2 separate regions of the Homo sapiens genome follow, and region 1 is linked to region 2. The links are chromatin contacts, found by Hi-C or POLR2A ChIA-PET in ENCODE. All regions are on one chromosome and are shown on one strand. Each heading gives the region's core, a stretch centred on a gene start or an enhancer-like site at or near the end of the contact. The rest is flanking DNA. Distances are from core to core; before and after follow the strand shown.

Region 1 (5,510 bases), core at 1,148-3,647, 610 kb after region 2:
TGTTCATTCTTTCACAGATAATTGATAAAAACTGAGTTTACTTTTTGTATTGAAAGAGTATTTTGTCATGGTTTATGATTTTCAAAGAACAATCATAACCATAGGCCAAGTGTTAATATCTTAACATGTTTTAGCCTAAGACTCATACTAATTTGAAGAATTTTGTTCATTGAAACCTATCAACCTATCAAATGGTTGAAGAAATCATTCAGTATTTATTAGTATGTTTCTTGTCTCTTAAATTCTGAAAGAAAATGGGAGGATTTGATTTTAGGCTTTTTTGTTAATCAAAATATTCGTTCTGCGACTTGAGAAATTAAAATACTGTGCTACAGAAAAATAAGTACCATCTGGGCTGTGTGTTTTTCTACCTCTAAAGAACATTATGCAAAGGAGGGTATGCAAAGTAACAAGGCGTGTTCATTTAACTATATGGGATACCTGGTGTGGTACAATAGGAGTATTACTTAAGAATTGTATAAAATCCAATTTAGTTTATCATGTTGTAAATGTACCTAAAAGGCACCAATAGAAAAGAATATTAACAGGATTGCTTTTGTGCTTTGAAGAATATTAATTTATTATTTTGGCAAGGACATATTTTCATTGTGTGGATTTCTGTTACTTATTTCAATGTTGTCCATGTTTTGTTTTGTTTCTAATCTGCATACAACGTTTGGGCAATCTGGTCATGAAACCTGTTGCCCCAGTGATTATAGGGTTTTTAGCCTGTTCTGACAGACCAAACTCTCTCCCTACTTTCACCCTCACCCTAGTCCTCCCATGTGGATCCTTCATGTTGCTTCTTACTCAATAGAATAACTATTATTCTATTACTTAGAACGAATAGAAAGGAAGGATGACCTTCCCAGACAGATGAGACCATGCTATGTCACAACACTGTGTTCCCACTTAAAGCCTACAAACTAATGAAACATACACAGTATGCATATTCTCATTGTTTAGCAAATCTATCTCTTCCCTCTGCATCATTTTCTTTATTATAGAATGACAGTTTTTATCTTTTACCAAACTGTTTGTAGTATACTTGTCTTTTTTCTGATACTCTCTTTAGATTGTATGGTATTATGACCAGAGCATGGGCTTTGGGGTCATATAGACCTACATATTAAAATCACAGTTCCATTCTTTATCCAAGGTATGTTACTAACCTGGACAAATTACTACATGTTTCTGAGTCTCAGATTCCTTTATCTGGACCTGCATCTTAGAAGTGTTGGGAAGGATTTGTGATAACATATGTAATATACCTGGCTCAGTTCAGCACATGGGTGTTTAAGAAATGGTAGCTGTCATTGACAGAATCTTCTTTATGAAAATATATAATATAGCAATATTCCTATGGAATTTACTTTAGAAATAATCTTCCCTTCATAGTGACTAGAATCAGAATCAAAGGATTTGCAGCATGCATAACATCAAGTTAGTGGAATATGTAATATTTACTACTACCACCGAGTAAAATGACTCAGAAAATGTAGTCTGAATATTCAGTAGGCACTATGATAATTCCATGACATTCGTCCACTTATATTTCATTAAGCAATGTATTCATTTTAGAATACATTTCTAGATCTTATGAAAACTGCATGTAGCGCAATCTGAGGGTTTCAATTCTATAAAACAAAACCAGTTTCTTATCAGGGCCACTACAGAGCATTTCACGTAGAATTTTTTAGATTATTGCAAATTTTATACATCTCTAAAGTTGTAACATGTAGTAGTAATGTCAAGTGAACTGCATAATTTTACTTGATCAGATAGAAAATTTTATATCTGAATAAGGAGTTTTGTGTAGAAGTCAGTAGTATAGTAGAAAGAGCACTGATTTTGGAATAGGAATCTTAAACTCTTTCTAGCAATATATTTTACCTTGGTGAAAAACCACAAAACTCTCATCCAAGTACTAAACAAACCTGACCCAGTTTAGCTTGTGAGATCAGATAAGATGCATGTAGGGTGGCAAGGTGGGGTGAAGAGTATACAGGAACTCTCTGTACTATTTTTGAAGTTTTTCTGCAAATCTAAAATTAGTTCAAAAATTTTTTTTAAAAAGTATTTTTAAAAAATCCAGAGAATCAGTAAGTTTCAGTTTCTTCTATAAATGGAAATGTAATAATAGCTTATCTTTCTCCCTGACACAGCTGTTGAGTGGATAAACATGTAAATAAGGCAGTATACATAAAACTTTAAAATACTGCTGTTCTATGCTGTGATTCTTCCTTACTTGACTTTACCCATTTTACTGATCTTCCCTTCCTCTTGCTGCCAAAATAGTCCTTTGCTTCTTTAAAGCTTTTGTGGTTACTTTATTTAAGGTGAAACACTGCCTCACATCACCAAGTTGCAAAAACAATTCTCCTTTCATCATCTTTCTTTGTAATCATTCCACACCCTCTGTGGCTTGCCTTCTTTAAGCTTCTTGCTTATGAACTAGGCCTGGTGGCCACTGACATTTAATCAAATAACAGTTATAATACATTTACTCATGAGTAAAGCCTGAATAAAATGTGGGCACTGACATCTAAGAGAGTGGAAATTTCATCATCAAATATCTTAACAGAAACCATTTTGTTAAATAACCATAATTACAGGTTTTGCACTTATGATTGCAGAGGATTTTGCTCTTCTGCATTCTTAGAAGCTCAAGGGACAGCCATTGTGTTCAGGCTACTTGAAATACCTATACTGAATCTAAGTATAGCCAAGCCTTCTTCAAGAGAAAAGTCCCTGCAAGACTTTATAATTCAAAGATTTTCACACCCACAATTATTTTAAAGATTATTTCTGTTTTTAAAAAATATTTTTAGTTTAGGTAAGTAGACTTTTCAGATAAGAATTCAAAATATGGCCGGGCGCAGTGCCTCATGCCTGTAATCCTAGCACTTTGGGAGGCTGAAGCGGGCAGATCACTTGAGGTCAGGAGTTTGAAACCAGCCTAGCCAACATGGTGAAACCCCGTCTCTACTAAAAATACAAAAAATTAGCCAGGCATGGTTGTGGTCACCTGTATTCCCAGCTATTCGGGACGCTGAGGCAGGAGAATCTCTCGAGCCCTGGAGGCAGAGATTGCAGTGAGCCAAGATTGCGCCACTGCACTCCAGCCTGGGCAACAGAGTGAGACTCTGTCTCAAGAAAAAAAAAAAAGACATTAATTTTCCAAATGTGTAGACATTTCTGCTTTTTCTTAAGTATTTAGGAATTTACGTTTACTACATCTGAAGCAAAGCATTTTTGATTGTTATGATTATTCTTGTATCTTCGTGATAGTCATACTTGGTAAAGACTATCATTTTCTCCTTTTCTTAGTGACTAAATCTTGGCATTCTCAGGAAAAAAATTTTCTTCCTTTTGTTTTATGTTAACTCATGCTTCTAGCTTAGATCAGTCTCTGTGACAGATTTCTATTGATGGACTTGCTCATTTCTGATTCGTGAAAACAACTCAGCCAATTACAAGAAAGGAAACTTTAGCATTAAGATGATTAAGAACGTTCCATTTAGAGGAATAAATAATTTAATTTTGTTTGTTTTGTTTCTAATCTTAACTCAAATGCTATCCAGTTATAAAAGCCTATTTTTCCTCGAGAATTTTTCCCACACTGGTGGCATTGTTTCCTTACTGGAGCATGACATACTCAGCATGAGTTTGCTTTTTTCATATTTTCTTTTTTTTAATAATGAGCTCATCATTTTACTTACTCTGCTTATCAAAAATCAGAAGTAATTTGATGTTTATATTATTAATAGGACTCTTTCCAAGTATATTGACATTTCAATTTTTTTCCCAATAGTGTTTGAGGAACAGGTGGTTTTTGGTTACGTGTATAAGTTCTTTAGTGGTGATTTCTAAGATTTTGGTGCACTGTAACCCGAGCAGTGTACACTGTACCCAAGTGTAGTCTTTTATCCCTCACCCCCTCCCACCCTTCCCACCAAGTCTCCAAAGTTCCTTATATCATTCTTATGCCTTTGCATCTTCATAGCTTAGTTCTTACTTATAAGTGAGAACATAAGATAATTAGTTTTTCATTCCTGAGATAATTCACTTAGAATAATGATCTCCAACTCCATCCAGCTTGCTGCAGATGCCATTATTTCATTCCTTTTTATGGCTGAGTAGTATTCCATGGTATATATATACCACATTTTCTTTATTCAGTTGTTGGTTGATGGGCATTTAGGCCCAACTTAGTTCGTTAGTTAGAATACTTATGGTTTTCTATATAAAGAGTCAACTTTTAAAATATTTATAAACTGGGAGAGTGAAACTAAGAAGATAAATTACAGATAGTAAAAGCTATAAACTGGTCGTCTTTTTTGTTTGTTTGTTTGTTTGTTTGAGATGGAGTCTTGCTGTGTCACCCAGGCTGGAGTGCAGTGGCCCGATCTCTGCTCACTGCACCCTCCGCCTCCTGGGTTCAAGTGATTCCCCTGCCTCAACCTCCCGACTAGCTAGGATTACAGGCACCCACCACCATGCCCAGCTAATTTTTGTATTTTTAGTAGAGACGGGGTCTTACCATATTGGTCAGGCTGGTCTCGAACTCCTGACCTCAGGTGATCCACCTGCCTCGGCCTCCCAATAAACTGGTCATCTTAATACATCATTGAGCCAGTTATCTCTGCTACTCATTAACATTTCTGGCAGCAGTAGGGTAGCTTTCACATAGGGTATAGAATTTTTATCAGAGGTGAAGAGAGGTCTTATTGTATTGACTCAGGGAAGTTAAATATAGCAACATTTGTTCTAGTCTGTTTTAGGAGCAGTTTTTCCTAAGTGCTTTATAGATAGCCTGTCATTTTTGCAACAGACCATGATGTCAGGACCAAGGAGGGTTTTGATAGAAATGACACAGCATGATTTGCATTTTTAAAAGGTCACTTTGTCCGGTGTGTGGGGATTACTTTTTCCTTTGGTACCATGATCTTCCTGTGAAATGGCCTCTGTTTTGAAACCAGAAGCACAATGCTTACTCCTTGAAGGGACGGCAATGTGTATAGTACAGTAGTTTTCAAGTTGTGTTTTGCAGTTTTTGGTATTTCATTGAGAAGTACTTTGCAGAGGAGAAAGAATATTGGAGGACTGTGAGTCTTCTTCCCTCACCTCTATCAAAGCATCTCTGGTTTCAGCACCTTCATTTATGAGGGTTCCATAAGGTATCTCTTAAATTACACAAACACAAACACACACAATTTATACACACACATTATACATATATGTGTGTATATAGTTATACAGACATATATATATTTATATATACAAACATGTATATATGAATATATATATACACAAATACATATTTTCAAATGTTCACATACACCTACCCCACCCAGCATATACACACGTAGCCAAACCCCTTTTGTAGTAAAAAGAGCATAAACTTTAGAGTAAGACAGATCTCATTTCAGATTGCAGCACACATTGCTTAGCAACCTTGGACAAGTTACCTAATATATGTGAGCCATAGCAGGAAGACTCATTAGGAG
Region 2 (5,588 bases), core at 403-2,902:
GTTGCAAACTCTGGAGTTGGGTCTGCACCTGTGGTCTAAGAGGCTGGGGTAGGGTGTGGCAGGGTGAGAGTGGGGGTGGGGGGCCTCTCCATCTGTCACTGATGGTGTGTTCCACGCTTTTCATAACTGAGACTTCTGCAGGCCTGCTACGTGTGCACCTGGCATGTCCTGACACCACACCACTGCCCCACTGACTATCCAGCACACAGGCACTGCCCACGAAGTAAGCTATCATTTCCTTAAAAATCCCTAAACTTCCTCATATCTTTCTACAGAGTCTCACTGAGGCTCTAAGCCCATAATCTCTCCTGTAAATATATTGGCAGGAAGCAGCCCTGGCTCTGTCCTCTCTCTCCTTAAGTGGCATTTGTGCCCTCCAAGCTATCCTGGTAGGTTTAAGATGGCCTCCAGGATCTGGCAGATGGTATTGGATGGAATTCATTATTCTAGGGCACACCTATTGGTTCAATAACATCTGAAGAACTGTGGAATGATCTGAGCATCAAAGGTTTCGGGTCTTGGCTTGTCCCTCTTATCACCACCACCATCATCTCTGCTAAGTCATTCCATTGTTATCATAACTTCTTAGCTCCCCAGTGATTTACTAACTATGCCATTTTGCAGGTATAAAATGAGCTGGACAATATATACTCTTTGTCCACATCCATGGAGTGCTGGGAATAAGTTTTTGAGAGCCTTGTCAAAAGACTCTAGGTAGTCAAATCCTCCTTAGCTAATGTTTGTGCAGGAATAAGAAATGCTAACTCTTACTAGCTGGGTTCAACTTTTTCCCCACTGACTTGCCTTCTAAATGCAGTGAGTCATCCAATACCTTCAATAACTACAGCAGTGGCTCTCGATCACCTGGGAGCTTAGAGCACATACCTACACGTGGACCCCACCCCAGAGAAACTGAATCAGAATTTCCCTATCTATCTGCTGTGCCAAGAGTGTCATGTTCTGCTCTCTGAGACCAAGTAGAACACTTGGGTGGGGGTGAAGGAGCGGGGTGGAGAACCTGTCCTCTGACCCCACCTTTCTCTAACCACATCTAAGTGAAAAACCACAAAACCAAGTAAACAGGCAACTGAGGGTTGATACAGTGATTGAAAAGGGGCGGGGGTGTGGGGTAATGAGGATGGATAAAGACAAGAGACCACATCACATTAACAGAGTCTTTCTCAAATTCAGACCTCACACTCCATGGTGGAAGGGATCTTCGGGTGCCAGGGTCAAGTTGCTGACACTGCCCTGGGAAGGACTGTACCCTGCCAGTGTCCAGGCTGGAGGGGCTGAGCTCAGCTAACTAGAGGCTTCAGCACCCTTTCCTCCCTGCACCCTCCAGGGGGCCCTCCCGCCCCTCCCTGGTGGCCCCCCCAGCCTCGCACACGCTCTTCATTATCACCACCGTTGCCTGTGCTTCTCGGGTGTTCCACCCATCTCTGGTCTCCGCCCTGAGTGAGGGGATTAACTTCCTGCAATGCCACAGCTGCAGCAGGCTGTTTCTGCAACGGGCAGCAGGGGGGCCACATGGCCCAGGAGGATGTGTATCCAACAACTAAGGGTGCTGAATACTCATTCTGGGGGAACTTGGGGTGGGAGAGTTTGCTCTCTGGGGCATTTCTGAGAAAGGGGGAAATTGGCATTTGGAGGCCTTGTCTGACACCTTCACCATAGTTACCAAAAAACAGAAAGAACGTTGCTGCCATCTCCATTATCCTCCTGAAGTGGCTTCTCTTTCCCCATGCGGTTCCTCTTTGCTTCCTCCCCATAATAAGAAATGCCTTTTATTGAATGCTGGCCATGTACCAAGTGCATTCATGTGCTCTCTTCAGTAATATTCTGTTTGTAGATGAAGAAACTGGGGCCGACGGAAACGAGACTCAGCTTGTTAGTAAAGTCAGAGGTGGTGCTCAAAGGGCCTGACCATCATTAACCAAATCCATCAGAACTCAGAGCCATGTGGGCAATTCTGATGGGAGCAGCATAAGCAAGAGTTGGGAGCACCCACAGGCTTTGGATCAAACAGTTACTTAGCTCTTCAGTTTCCAACCTCATCTGTAAAAGAGGACAACAGCACCTACTTCATAGGGTTGTTTGAGGAAATAACACAGGAGGGACATTTAAGACCAAGTCAGGTGTAGCATGGGAGCTTCATAAAGTAGCCATTTTATTATTAATCTCATTGTTAGTTTTAGAAATATAACTGCCAAACATTTACTCACTCATTCAGTAAATATTGATAGAGGGCCCTGTACCCATCACTAAGGTACATCTGTGAACCAAAAATCAAGCGTTACTATCAGTTGATGGGTTCATTCTCACCCCAGTTGGAAAGCCCACTGTGGAAAGCAGGTCACCATTGGAAGGTTGCCTGGAAATTCTGGGATTGTCAGAGGACAAGGACGAGTGTTTTGAGATGAAGTGGCCACCTCTCTTCCAGCATCCTTGAATACTGGAACCAAGGCTCAGGATGGTCTGTCCCATGAACAGGAGGGTTGTGGGGAGGAGAAGAGACCAATCCTTATTAAGCACCTTCAGGTAAGATTCCTGAAACTCCTGATACAGCAAATGCTTGTAGGAGGCACTTGAGATGCTCTCAGAGGCCATGAAGTCAAAGCATTCAATAGCACAGACTGACACGTAAGAGAAGATATAGTCCTGTGCTGAAGAACTCCAGGTCTGGAGTCAAATTTCTTCGCTTCCCATTGTCTACACCCCTAGCTAGCTTGGGTGCTCTGAGCAAGTGGTTTATTCTCTCAGACTTGATGTCCTCAGCTAGAAAACAAATGGAAATGATAGAATCACTGGTCTCATAAAATCTGGAGGTGTCAATGGGAGGATATGTAAAAAGAGACTCAACAAATTTTACCCATTACTATGATCTGTCAGTCTTTCTTACTACTCCAAGAAGAAAGTCTGGGTGTGCTGGTGAGTCCAACACTTTCTAATCTTCCCTTTAACAGGAAAGGAGCAATCCTCAGGCCCACAGCCTTCTACAGGTAAGATAACCTCGTTAGGACTTCATGACATTGCTTTATTTTCATGGTGTGCGGGGGGGAGACAGGATGATTGTCTTCTAATTATGGCAAGTGATACTGGTTTTTTTCTGATAATGATAGAAAGCTTCCTTTTAAAATAAACATTTCAATAAAAACAAATCAACTTCAATACAAATGTTAAAGAAATAATAGAGCAGGTGGATACAGCAAACATCTTAACTGTGGCATCCAAATGACTGAAGTTTGGGAAACAATGACAGAACAGCCCCCATGCCACTGCTTTTGGCCTCCAGTTAGAGATGAGAGGCTCCAAAAGCCATGCTTTGAGCCTCATTCTAACTATCTCTAACATCACTGTCCTTTCCTAATATGTCCCATCAACAGAAATATGCCTTTGCTTCCAAGCCACTCCAAAGAGACCACTGCACTTCAGCCATTTCCTCCTTCGTGTACCAGTGCTGTACATTTCACCCCCTGCACTCCAGGCTGAGGGATATGGCCCAGTCCCCTGACAGGATCAAGTTGCTTCTTGAGTCTTCTTAGAAACACAACTATACCCTGTTTCTAGGTGTGGTCTACTTTTGCACATAGCTAACCCCACTCACAGGGTATCAATTCCAACTACTTCCTTCCTCAGGCAGCAATTTTGGCACCTTTTTTGTACCCACTCATGTTCCAACCACACACCCGAGATGAATGAGCATCTCATCAAGTTGGGGAGGCCAAAGCCACTGAAGGATTCTGTTTCTACTGTAGCTCTCATTACTGTTTCTCACATTAGAGCACATGTCACTCTGGGAATGCATCGCTGGATTAAAGAGTATTCTTTCACATAGTCATAATTATGGGTCCTAGAAGTCAGTGAACTAGGGAGTCCAGGGGATATGGATGAGAATAAAAGATGAGAATCATAGAATTTAGATGTACAAGTTCCCTAAAACTACACAGTCCCACTCTTCTGCTTTACCCATGAGGGGAATGAAGCTGGGAGAGGTTAGTTGACCTGCCCAAGGTCACATGCATCCCAGTCAGAAAACTACCATGTTCCCCTTTGGGCTTCTGAACCCAATTTGACCCTGGACCTCACTAAAAATTCTCTCCATGTCTTCTTTCTTCAATGGATAATTTAAAATAGAAATAATAATAAATATAACACCTCATTGTATATGTGTAGCACCTTTCTTCCAATAAGTGGTGTTCTTTCAGCTTGCCCACCCATGCTGCACAGAACGGAAGTGTTTCCACTATGGACTCTGGTGTTGGTTATTGACTGGAGCCCAACTTCTAGCCCACACACATACCACTATCAAAGATATAGCTCAGAGTACAGGCCCATGTCTGTTATTATTAACTACTCAAGGGGTAGTGTTTAAAAACAAAAGACCCTCCCCAACATAATACACATGAAAAATATGTTTAGAAAGCTTAAATCTTAACTATTTTAAAAATTAACTATTTTTGTTTTAATTGGATAGTTATTTGATTCTCCATGGAAGAACAGGCTCTTTTGTGTTGTTAGTAATAGGTTGTACTAATATTGATAGTAGAATAGTGGCAGCAGTAATAGTAACAATCATCATTTATTAAATGTCTACATGGAAGGCATTTATATCCAGTCTTTTATTTAATCCTCACAAAAATCTTAATGATATGTGTTTTTTCACCTTACTGAGGAAATAAATGAAAGTTCAGAGACATAATTTACCCAATATGCAAAAAAGTGAGGTCTTACCTTTTTGACAATAGAGTAGACATGATTTTAAGAAAAATCCCTCACTATACTAGGAAAAATATAAAAAAAATTTTAAATGTATGACAGATCTATCTAGAAAGTAATTCCTTGGGCCCCATGAATGATCAGAATGCCCAAATCCAGAGTCATCATCAAGTGATGGAGTCAGCATTTCCTGCACATGAGAGAAAAAAATCTGAAGCTCAAGGTGAGTGAAATATCAGAATGGAGACCCACAAATAAGCCAATATCATGGAAAGGCAACACTCCATTGACGGAGCTAAAAAAACATCTATCCCACAGAACAAGGTGGAGATACATGACTGGCTTGGTCTTGACTCTGAGTAGAAAAAAAAAAAAAAAACAAAGAAAGAAAAAGAAAAAGTTCCCCCTCCCTATTTCTAACTACAGATGTGTAGGTTTATAACTTTGGGCCTGAATATACACAACAAATGTGGCTAAAATAAAACTCTACAAAGTTAAATTGATTCCAAGTTGGTGATAAATGGAGCCTCAAAGAATTACTACATATTATTAAGTTACAAAGAAAATGAGCTCTGTAGAAAAAAAATCAGTAATAAAAAGTAAATAAACAACTCTGAGTGAAAGTCAGCAGAAACAATAAACTCTACAATCAGACCTTCAAAGACCACAGATACTGGAATTATTCAAATATAGAATATACAATTAGTATGTTTAATAGGTTTATAAATATGAGAGGAGATTGAAACTATGTGAAAGGTAAAAGAGACTATCAAAATTAGCCACATTTGAAAAGTACCAAACAGAAATTTAGAAATTAAAAATGTAATAAATGAAATAATTTAAATAAATAGGGTAAACATTAAAATCAA

The links. A loop is a pair of places that touch in the nucleus more often than their neighbours do. ChIA-PET counts read pairs that join two places held with the same protein, here RNA polymerase II (POLR2A). Pooled maps may share reads with other maps.
Region 1: a map of naive thymus-derived CD4-positive, alpha-beta T cell shows a loop between it and region 2 (3-fold over the local background). The contact joins two enhancer-like sites. A Hi-C loop is called at or near these places in 1 of 168 maps with a recorded cell type or tissue (naive thymus-derived CD4-positive, alpha-beta T cell) and 3 of 50 pooled maps. POLR2A ChIA-PET finds 5 or more read pairs at or near these places in 2 of 52 experiments (both activated T-cell).

What each region holds. Positions count from the first base shown.
Region 1 is chr6:44,974,023-44,979,532 of GRCh38, reverse strand. All of the region lies in intron 6 of SUPT3H (SPT3 homolog, SAGA and STAGA complex component), which reads left to right. Among named protein-coding and RNA genes, the nearest start is that of MIR586, 220 kb to the left of the region's middle. Within about 2 kb of position 2,397, at least 3 of the 41 ENCODE cell types and tissues checked have a DNase peak (open chromatin) inside an H3K27ac peak, as active enhancers do.
Region 2 is chr6:45,582,340-45,587,927 of GRCh38, reverse strand. No RefSeq gene overlaps it. Among named protein-coding and RNA genes, the nearest start is that of RUNX2-AS1, 8.3 kb to the right of the region's middle. Within about 2 kb of position 1,652, at least 4 of the 41 ENCODE cell types and tissues checked have a DNase peak (open chromatin) inside an H3K27ac peak, as active enhancers do.